2 separate regions of the Homo sapiens genome follow, and region 2 is linked to region 1. Evidence: chromatin loops called from intact Hi-C (ENCODE). Cell type or tissue: B cell. All regions are shown on one strand. Region 1 has its middle 67 kb from the start of MIR4462. Region 2 overlaps MDGA1 (MAM domain containing glycosylphosphatidylinositol anchor 1).

The links. Peaks named below come from ENCODE experiments on the same cell type or tissue, not always from the same donor. Only the 100,000 strongest peaks of a DNase experiment are listed, where the experiment ranks them.
Region 2: a loop joins it to region 1, with 2.2 times the contacts of the local background. A loop is called at or near these places in 5 of 110 quality-filtered maps.

The regions. Positions count from the first base shown.
Region 1 is chr6:37,619,732-37,624,731 of GRCh38, reverse strand. No RefSeq gene overlaps it. Among named protein-coding and RNA genes, the nearest start is that of MIR4462, 67 kb to the right of the region's middle. In B cell, no CTCF peak of the experiment used is centred here; DNase peaks (open chromatin) are centred at 481 and 1,941; H3K4me3 peaks cover 598 bases; H3K27me3 peaks cover 662 bases.
Region 2 is chr6:37,677,991-37,682,990 of GRCh38, reverse strand. The region is part of intron 1 of MDGA1 (MAM domain containing glycosylphosphatidylinositol anchor 1); the gene reads left to right. Among named protein-coding and RNA genes, the nearest start is that of MDGA1, 17 kb to the left of the region's middle. In B cell, no CTCF peak of the experiment used is centred here; DNase peaks (open chromatin) are centred at 2,750 and 2,890; H3K4me3 peaks cover 589 bases; H3K27ac peaks cover 1,012 bases.

The DNA of each region.
Region 1 (5,000 bases):
CCCTGTCCTGGAGGGAGGAGTGAGGGTGGAGGTTGGCAAAGGGCGGATTCTGTCCCTTCACTCCCTTCATCCTGAGTCCAGAGATAAGGACAGGATCGGGGGTGGGGGACGGAAAGTCCCACTTCCACTCTCCCTAGGGTGGGAATTTGAGGGTTTTTTGTTTGTTTGCTTTTGTCTAAAACTTGAAGAGCAGAGAAGGTTCTGGATGGGCCAATCTCTCCCTGCCGCTACCCTCCTTCAGGACAGGACTCCCCTGGGGGCTCCAGTGGAAGTGGCATTGGAGGGGTTGGGGAGTGTGCGGCATCCGGGTGACTTCTGGCCTCTGGACTGGAGGGAGGTGGGGTCCAGATCCCCATCCTTTGGTGAGCAGGCCCGACTCTGAGGAAGTTGTTACCCCTCTTCTGTCAGCCTTGGCCACACCTTGCCCCCAGGGCCTGTCTGGCACAGGGCCACAGCTTTGGAGGTTTCCACACATCTTTCTTCTTGTCTCTCTCACTCACCTGTCTCCATGGGAACAGGCTTCAGGGCTGGCAGAGATGACTGAAGTCTGTGGCCCTCAGACCTGAGCAGGGTCTGGCCTTTCCTGGCTGGTGAGAATCCAATCAGTTTCGAGATGCTGCCAAGGTAATAAGGAGTGGAGGGAAGCTGTAGTCACCCCCTCCAATGGCCGGCCGGATTCCTCCTTATAATACCCTTCCAGCCTTGCTTGAATTCTGCCAGTGACCAGGAGCTCAGCACTTTGCCAGGCTTGCTTACTCACTGTCAGCCAGTAAGCAGTGAGGACTATCCCCTCCCAGCCCTCTGTATCCTGGGCCATGTTGGGGGAAAGGCCACAGAAGAACAGAGGCAGGAGCTCTGCTCTGCACCCCTCAATGTTCCAGAATGCACTGAGAAACCCCAGGGTGTTGCCCTTGAGTCACTCAATGAAGCTATGACTCTGTCTTGAGAAATGGTGTAATGCCAGTGGGAGAGGTGAGACTGGGATCTTGGGGTCTGGGTTCTGGTCCGAGCTCTGCCGTGGATTTTCTTCTCATCTGTGGGCCTCAATCTTGCCACCTGCAAAATGGGAGGAGTTAGGATTGAATTATTTCCATAGGGCCTTCAAAGTCCTGACTTCCAGTGTTCTGTGTTTTATTTGCTATTAGGGTAAAGGATCAGATCAGGCATAAGGAACCAATAGCCCCAAACAGGTTTTCGTTTGTTTGTTTTTGTTTTTTGTTTTTGTTTTGTTTTGTTTTGTTTTGTCTGTATCTCTTGGTTAGCAAAGATGGATTTCTGCAACACACATTTAATCCCAGGGTCGCTGCCTGCATGTGGGACACAGCACCTTTGTCTGTCCCCATAGGCTTTGTCCAGGTTCTTAGGCTTGTCTGAGTCCTGTTCCTTTTTCCAGAAACTGCATCTTCCTCAAGCCGTGGTAGATTTCTGTCTCTTATTTTGTCCCATGAGTTACCCCAGCCCTTCTCCCAGGTGCCCTGTGCACCCTGGATCCGTCCCTCATCCTGACTCCAGAAGCTCTGGCCTCCTTCCTGCCTCTACACCCCAGGGGCACCACCTTTCTCTCCACTGTCTGCTTTTCCCTTCCTGGAACCTAATTCTGGGAGTTCTCCTTCCTACCGGGGCTGGGGAGAACGTAGTTGCATTTTTTCCTACATGGGGTTTGTTCATTCATTCACTCACTCAGTCACTGTGGCAGCCACTGTTGGTTGCACCAATGAGGAGACTCGGGAGGATAATCCTATCTTGTCCCTCTGGCCCTCCCCCAGCTTCCTGCCCAATGGGCATGACTGTGTGACATTGTCATGCCTGGAACAGTGCTAGCCGACCTGTGACCATGATGCATCAAGCTCCAGAATAAAAATCAACACTGTGAAGACGGTGAAGCAAAAAGGTGGAATGAGCCTGGGGTTCTTGATGAGTGATTTGCTGTCAAACCAACCCTGAAACCACCCCCCTCCACACTTCCTGTTGAGTACACAAATGTCATACAGTTAAAGCTTTATAAATGAAGTATTGTGGTCTTTTGCTATCACTATAACAGCAAAAATTTAGACATTCACTTAATTGGCCATTCACTTACTCATGAATTCACTCACACATGTATTCACCTTCTTGTTGTACTGATTAGGATAGAGGTTCAGATGCTCTAACAGAGATCTCCAAAGAGCGGTGGCTAAATTAAATATAAATGTAGTTCTCTCTTATGTAACAGTCTGGCTGTAAGTAGTCAAGGGCTGGGATGTCAGCTCCAAGATCTCAGGGACCCAGGACACTTCTAGTTAGTTGCCCCAACATCCCTGGGGTGTTCTCTTGTCCATATGGTCCAGGATGTTTTACCACCATGTCACATTTCAACTGGAGGGAAGGAGGAAAGGTAAAGGGAGGGCCTGGTTCTTTTGTAAAAATATGATGCGGAAGTTAAATATCCCACACATCGCCCACATCTCATTGACCAAAACTTAGTTATATGGCCACTCCTAGCTGCAAAGGAGGCTGGGAAATGCATATTCTATTCTAGGGTGCTGTCTGTCCAGCTATAAATTATTTTTGTTTTGCTATAAAAGAAGGTGAGAAACAGGTATTGGTTGGGGGAGGAGGGCAATTGGCAGTCTTATTAATTTTTCTCATTCACACCATTCATTCATTCATTCAATAAACATATTGAATACATACTATGTTGAAAGCACTGGGTTAGATGCCAGGATCCCAGCCTTCAGGTTCCTCATGGTCTAGGGGGAGGATAAGGAAAGTCTAGATATTCGAATCCAACAAACTTTGTGAGCACCTGCTCTGCCCAGACATACATCCAAACTGAAATGCAAAAAGCACCAGTGACATTATGTTTTTAGGTCAGTCACTGTCCACTTTGACTACCTGCCCCCTCATGTCCCCTCTCCCTGACTGAGCCCAGGAAGGGAGGACAGTGACAAGAGCAAGTGAGAGCATGCCCCTCAGAACAAATGTTTGCTTAGGAAAATCCTTCTTGGTTCCTGACTAGAATCCTGCTTGCCGAAATGTGCTCTCACTTTTTGTTCTTGGGCATGATGGTCATTCGTATTGGCCTCTGCCTTGGGGCCTCATCAGATGCTAGCAGTGTGGGGAGCAGTGGAGAAGACACGGACCTCCTAGCAGTGGTCCTGCCTGCCAAAGAAAGGCTGTCAGTTTCCCACCCTTGGGGTAGCATGGTGGCTCAGTGTCTTTGGGAAGCAGAGAGTCTGTGAGAATGGTCCCTACTGTGTGCCTGGCACACAGCGAGTGCACCATGGGAGCCTGATAAATGGATGAATGAAGAATCAATGAATGCACGGTAGGTAGATTGTACTTTTCAATATGGACCTCAGAAATATTTCTGGTCCTATGTTAGCTCTTCCATGACCTGGCAACTCCTCATCAAAAGGTACATCTGTTTTCTCTCCTCTTGAAATGGGGCTGATTTGTGACTGCCTCCATCAATAGAACGCTTTTGCAGAAGTGACACTGCACGACTTTAGAAGCTAGGCCATAAAAGGCACATAGCTCTGCCTGGGTCTGTCTGTTTGTCTGTCTGTCTTTCAGGAGAGCCCAGTCACCATGCTGGGAGAAAGCACAGGCTGTATGGAGACACCACATGTTTTAGACAAAGCCCAAAGTCTCAGCCCATAACCAGCATCAGCCTCCAGATATGTGAATAGCGAGTTTGAGATCATTTCAGCCCCCATCCTTTCAGCCAGCCCAGATGATGCTGGGCAGAGTAGAGAGATCTTTCCCCCACCAAATCCTGCCCAAATTGAAGAATCCTGAGCAAAAGAAATGTTGCCATTGTTTTAAGCCACTAAGTTTTTGTAGTGGTTTGCTCTGCAGAACAGCCTGGTAGATTTCAAATGGCCACAAATCCTTTGCAGCTTCTCCCACCAAGAGATGGCGTCTATTTCCCTACCTCTTGAATCTGCGCTGGCTTTGACCAAGAGAATACACCCGCAATGATGTTGTGCAACTTCTGTTTTCACTTTCTTGCTGCCCTGAGACTGCCATGTGAAAGGGCCAAGCTATCCTGCTGGATCAAAGTCCAGCCAACAGCCAGCACCAACCTCCAGACATGTGAGTGAGTTCACATCAACCATCCTGCCCCAGTCAAGCCACTGGCTGCAGCCACATGAATGACCCCAGGAAGAGCCCAGTCCAGATCACTGACCACAGAATTGGGAGTAAATAAAATGGTTCTTGTTTTAAGCCACTTCACTTAGTACACATCAATAGATAACTGATCATATCAACTTCCTATTTCTCAAACAGCTTTTGAACCAAGAGGTATTTTGTGTGCCCAGGGTTGTGCCAGGTGTGGGGATGGGCATAGTAGATGAGATTCTCGTCCTCCAAGAGTTGATTGCTTGGTGAATCAAGGCTCACAGTGGAGTAGATTGCTAGTTGACAACGCAGATTCATCCTCCCTTCCTCATGCTGATGGAACTGCAGGCCAGGCGCTCATGGCTGCCCAGATGCACCGTGCTTCCCAGCCTCCCTTGCCAAGCTCGCTCCAATGGCAAGTGAAAGGAAGTGATGGAGGCCACTTCAGTCCTGACCCTGTAGGAGAGTGGGGCTGTCCTTCACCCTAGGGGAATGATGGAGGAACAAGATGGAGGGAGCCAGGGTCTCCACGTCACCTTTGGAGGAGAGCTGCTCACTACCCTAGACTCAAGCTGCTATGGAGGAGGTTATAAACCTCTCATGTGTATCTGGGTTTTGGATTCTCTATTACAGGAATTCAGTTTTACCCCAGTAGTACAGCCAGTCTCTCCTGCAAGGCGGCCTTCAGTGCCCATGTCTCTTCTCCAGACTGGAAGCTTGAGTTGGGGCTGAGGGCTGGGAGGCAGTGGGTAGCGGGTGGTGCTTCCTTCCTGCTACAGCATGAGTCCAACAGAGCAGGGACTTTTGTTCTTTCTGTTCACAGCTGTATCTCCAATCCAGTGCTGGAACACAGCATGACAGATAGGAGATGATTAATAAATATTTCTTGATGGGTA
Region 2 (5,000 bases), 58 kb before region 1:
GGGGTTAGAGGGTAATAAGGTCGACTGCATTCTGTCTACTTCCCTGCCCAGGAGCCAAGCCATGGGCTATGACCAGAGTGGCCTGCACCCCTGAATATACCTGAGCCTCATGAGTCCGGCTCAGAGCAGCACTTCTACCCTGTTGTATATTTCTCTCTCTCTCTTCACTAATAACTGGGACCTGAGATTAATTAACTAATTCAGTATTTATTGAACCCCCCGCAGTGTGCCAGACTCTGTTCTAGGTGCTGAGGATACAGCAGAGAACAAGACAGAGATGATCTAGAATCACAGACTTATAAAGTGACAGAGCCAGCGGGAATCTTAGGGCAAATCTAATCATTTGTCAGGAGAGAAATCTGTAGCCCAGAGAAAACAAGAGAAGTTCTCAGGCCACACAGCAGAGAGGGGGATCAGCCTGGAATCATGGAAGGTCAAAGGTAAAGGGCTTAGAGGTTGCCTGTTTCTACCTGTTCAGTTTTTTGTTTGTTTGTTTGCTTGTTTTTTGAGGCAGAGTCTCTCTCTGTCACCCAGGCTGGAGTGCAATGGTACAATCTTGGCTCACTGCAATCTCTACCTCTTGGGTTCAAGGGATTCTCCCTCCTCAACCTCCCGAGTAGCTGGGATTACAGGCACCCGCCACCACGCCCAGCTAATTTTGTATTTCTAGTAGAGACCGGGTTTCGCTATGTTGGCCAGGCTGGTCTTGCACTCCTGACCTCAGGTGATCTGCCCACCTCGGCCTCCCAAAGTGCTGGGATTACAGGCATAAGCCACTGCGCCCAGCCTACCTGCTCAGTTTTTAGAGGCAGAAACCAACGGCCAGAGGTGAAGGGTCTCACCAAGCTGGTGGCCCTGCTGTATCTGCCAGTGATTACTCTCTCTTCCACATCCATCTTCCAAGCCAGATCTAGATTCTCATTTGCAGAGGGGTGTGTGTGTGTGTGATGTGGGCAAGGGTAGTAAGCAGGGGACATGAGTAGCTTTCTTTTTGATCAAGCCATGCACCTCCTTTACTGTGCCTGCTGGCAAAGTGGCCTCAAGGGATACTAGGAGGAGCTTGCTACTGAGGGATGCCCCAATGTGCCCAAAGCACTGACACCCTTGTCTGGTTCACTCCCTCCTTTCTGGAGACTTGAGGGAGCAGGGGCTGCAAAGCCTGGCTGGGGTGAGGGTGGGCTTCATGCCCTCATTGTCCCCTCCTCCTCTTCTGTTGGAGATCAGTGTGTGTGTGTGTATCTGTGTATAGGGACCACTGGTATGAGATAAACTGCTCTCACTTGGTACCTCAACAGAAGCTGTAACATGTTCCTCCAGTTCTCTCTGCCTCGTGCAAGTGCACATTATTTGTATTTTTTGTGCATGTAATATACACTGGCATGTGTGTGCTGTAGGTGTGTATATGGGTGATGATGTTGCACACGATAATATGTATGTGCAGGGAACTATGTATATGTGTGGTAGGGGGTCCTACAGACCTCTTTAGGGGCTTCTCTGGGTCCACCTTTATCTCGCTGCCCCTCCAGATGGCCTCTGGTCACCTTTTTCTTGGTTCCAAGGCAGGGGGTGGGCACGGGCATCCAGCACCCTGGGTCATCAGTCAGGGACTTATGTCCAGCCTGGGTATGGCCCCCACCACCCTTCCTAGGAGACCTGAAGAGGGGGGGCAGGGGCAGGCCGAGGCTGGCCTGGAGCTCCTGGCTAATTTTCCTGGCCTCGATTGATCTAGCAGCTTCTCCTGAGTCTATTAGCAGTCCGCGAGTGAAAATATCCCCCATCGTGAGCCCTGACCTGAGACAGGGAGGAATCCGTAGCAATTTGTTCAAACAGAGGAAAGTGTTTCCCTCTGATTTGTATTCCAATTTACTCAGGCAGGAAGGGGGTCAGGGTAGGACCCAGGCACTGCCAGAGCTGGGCCCAGACCCATCCCCCTTAACCCCCCATGCCAGCCGGGTTGGCAGCTGGTCCTGCCCAGGTTTCCTGGGGGGGGGGGGCTGAGGAGGAAGGGTGGGCCCCAGTAGGGGACAGGGAGGGAGGTCTGCCAGCCTTCCCAGCAGGCCCTGCTCAGCTGGAGAGCTCAGTTGTGGATTTGGTTTTCACAAAACACAAAGCCGCCTGCTCGGAGCCTCTCTCCCAGGCACTGGGGCCTGCGCCAGGCGTGCGCTCACCCGCTGCGCCCGTGCCAGATCTGGGCTGGGCTGGGTGCATGGAGACAGTGGCCCCAGCTGGGCCAAGTGGCAGGGGGGCTGCTGAGGCCCAGAGGGGAGTTGGCACCTTTGAAAAGCGCTGGTGCAGTGTGGAGAGCCCCAGCACGGCCTTCCGATCCAGTGCTCATGCTTACTTCCCAGCCTGAGCAAACTGGGGCTCTGTGGTGTCCTAACCAGGCAATCTTTTGAGCACCTGCACTAACTACAACTCTGGTCGTATTAAGTACCTGCTGTTTGCCGGGCACTGGACTAGTGCTGCCAGGTGTCTAGTCCTTGCAGGGTCCGGTCGTCTTCATGTGCCTCAGTTTCCTCACTGGTGCTCCTCCCATCCTTTGCATACCTCTGTCACCTCCTTCATGCATCTCTGCTCAGCCCTTCTCACTTCCTCTTGGGAGGTGCTTCTCCCTTCTAAGGGTAGCCCTAGTGGCTGAGGGTCACAGGGCTGATGCCTCTGAGCAGGCTGGCTTCCTTTCTCCCCGATTGCTTCTTTTGGCCCCACCTTGCCCTCCCCATCAGGGCACAGGCCTCCACAGAGGTGGTGCCATGGCAGCTGGAGAGGAGGATTCTGGGAAGGGTCAGGCAAGTGATCCCGCACAGCTCACCTTCCATCCCCACCTTTGCCTTCCCTGGTGTGTCAGCGCCCCACCCCCGCCCCCGGGAGGGGAGTAACCAGAGAAGTTCTTCACACTGAGGTGTCAGTAACTAGCAGCTCTGAGGTCAGCTGTCACACATGACTTGCCAGGCTCCATGACACCATCGAGATCTAATTTCAGAATCAAGTAACTAAATATAATGAAGTCGATGAATAACCATCTCTCGCTCAGGTGGGAGCGTAGGGAGGCAGTGTGGCCTGAAGGATAGGAGCAGAGGCTTCTGAAACAGACCTGGGGTGGAGGTCTGCTCGGCCGCTCACTAACCATGTGATGATGGGCAGGTGTCGCACTGTGCCTCAGTTACCCCATGCACAAGACAGGGCTAATACTGGTACCTTCCTCAGAGGGCTGTGGTAAAGGGGAAATGAGGAATGTGTGGGAAGCCATGTGCCTGGCATGTGGGAGGCAATGACCACCACTGTTCGGAGGAGGGTTTGCTAAGTGAGTGATTCCATCACCGAGGCCTGGCTCAGGAAGCTGCCGCTGTCACTGGCTGAGGCACAGAGGCTGCCACCAGGGAGGCGGCATGGGAGGCTCTGTGTACAGGCACGTGTCACAATATCGGGAGAGAGAGGGAACAAGACTGAGACCCTGGCCCAGGAGGAAGGGTAGAAGAATTCCAGTCCTCCTCCCATTTTCCTTTTGGGGAAGTTTATAGCAAGAATCTTCCCTTCTAGCTACTGTACAGGGCTTGGAGACAGGTGTTTTGCACAAGCCCTTTACTGCCACCCACCCACTGTCCATTCCAGACCCCATTTTCCTCCCAAGGGGCAGCCTCCCTCCTCCCGCATCCACAGCCCCCAGCTATCTCCTGATAGGGGCTTTTCTGTCCCTGGCCGTGATTGAACTCTGGTCCAGTTGTCCTTCTCCATCCCTGAGTCCTTCTTTTTTCTCCCCCCACCTACTCGATTTCAAGTCATTTAAAAGTTGTTTCAGAGGCTCAGCATTATAATCAGATCCTATGGAGCCTGCCACTTATGTGGTTTCTAAAATTTTAGCCAAAAAAGGAGAGGAAACCCTTCAGTGATGGAGAAAAAATAAGAGACTACTTAAGCAGGAGGGCAGGTATTGCATTTCTCAATTTATAAATATACCTGATGCTAAAGAAAATATGCTCCTAAACTTTATGTTTCCTGAATTGATGCTTGAAAAAAAAGATTGTTCATCCCTTTAAGGGATTTAATGTGCTTTTGCTCCCAGGGGTGCTCGCCTTTTGAAAAGGATACAGAAAGAGAATAAACAAGTGACTATTTAATATGCAGGGTGTTGATTTGATGAGTGTTACGAACATGCATAGCAGGGAAAGGGATTGAGCGTGATGGAGGTGGGGGCGGGCGGGCTGTCTTAAACAGGGTGTTCAGGGAAGGCCTCTCAGAAGACAGCTGAAGGAAGGGATGGAGCAGGCTCTGGAGAGCTGGAGAAGAGCAATCCAAGCAGTGGGGAGGGGGTGGGGCTGTAAGTGCAAAGGCCCTGAGGTGGGAAGGGGCCAGGCCTGCTTGAAGACTGACAAAGAGGGCAATGTGGCTGGAGTGGGGAGGGCAGTAGAATGGGAAGTGGGGCTGGGAGCCGATGGCAGAGGGCATGGCAGGCTGTTGAAAACGCATTGGCTTTGACCCCAAGTAGGATGGGAGTCATGACAGGGAGAGCAGAGGAGAGATGAGATCCTCTGCCTGCTGGTGGAGAACAGACTACAGCAGGCAAGGGAGGAAGCAGGGAAGACCTATCAGGAGGCTGCTGTCACAAGCCAGGCAGGCCTCGGGAGTGGGGGCTAAGACTAGGGTGGCATCGCAGGGGGCAGATTCCTGATTGGTTCTGAAGGTCAAGCCGACAGAGCTTGCTGGTGAATTGGGTGTGGGGTGTGGGAGGAGGAGAAAAGTCATGGATGACTCCCAGATTTCTGGCTGATACTTGGTTAACGGGAGACAACGTGTTCCCACTAATACAAGTGTAGGGGGTGAGGAGTGGCTCCCAACCCTTGGGGGTACTGGGGGGCAGTGAAAGTTGGCTGCTGGAGGTCAGTGGATGGAGGGGCCATAAAGCGAATGAGGTCCTCCTTACATTTCTGCTCCCTGGTTCTTTAACCTCAGAGCTAATTTTCCTGTGGTCTCCTGGGTAGAAGCCAAGGCCTGGCCTGGAGGAA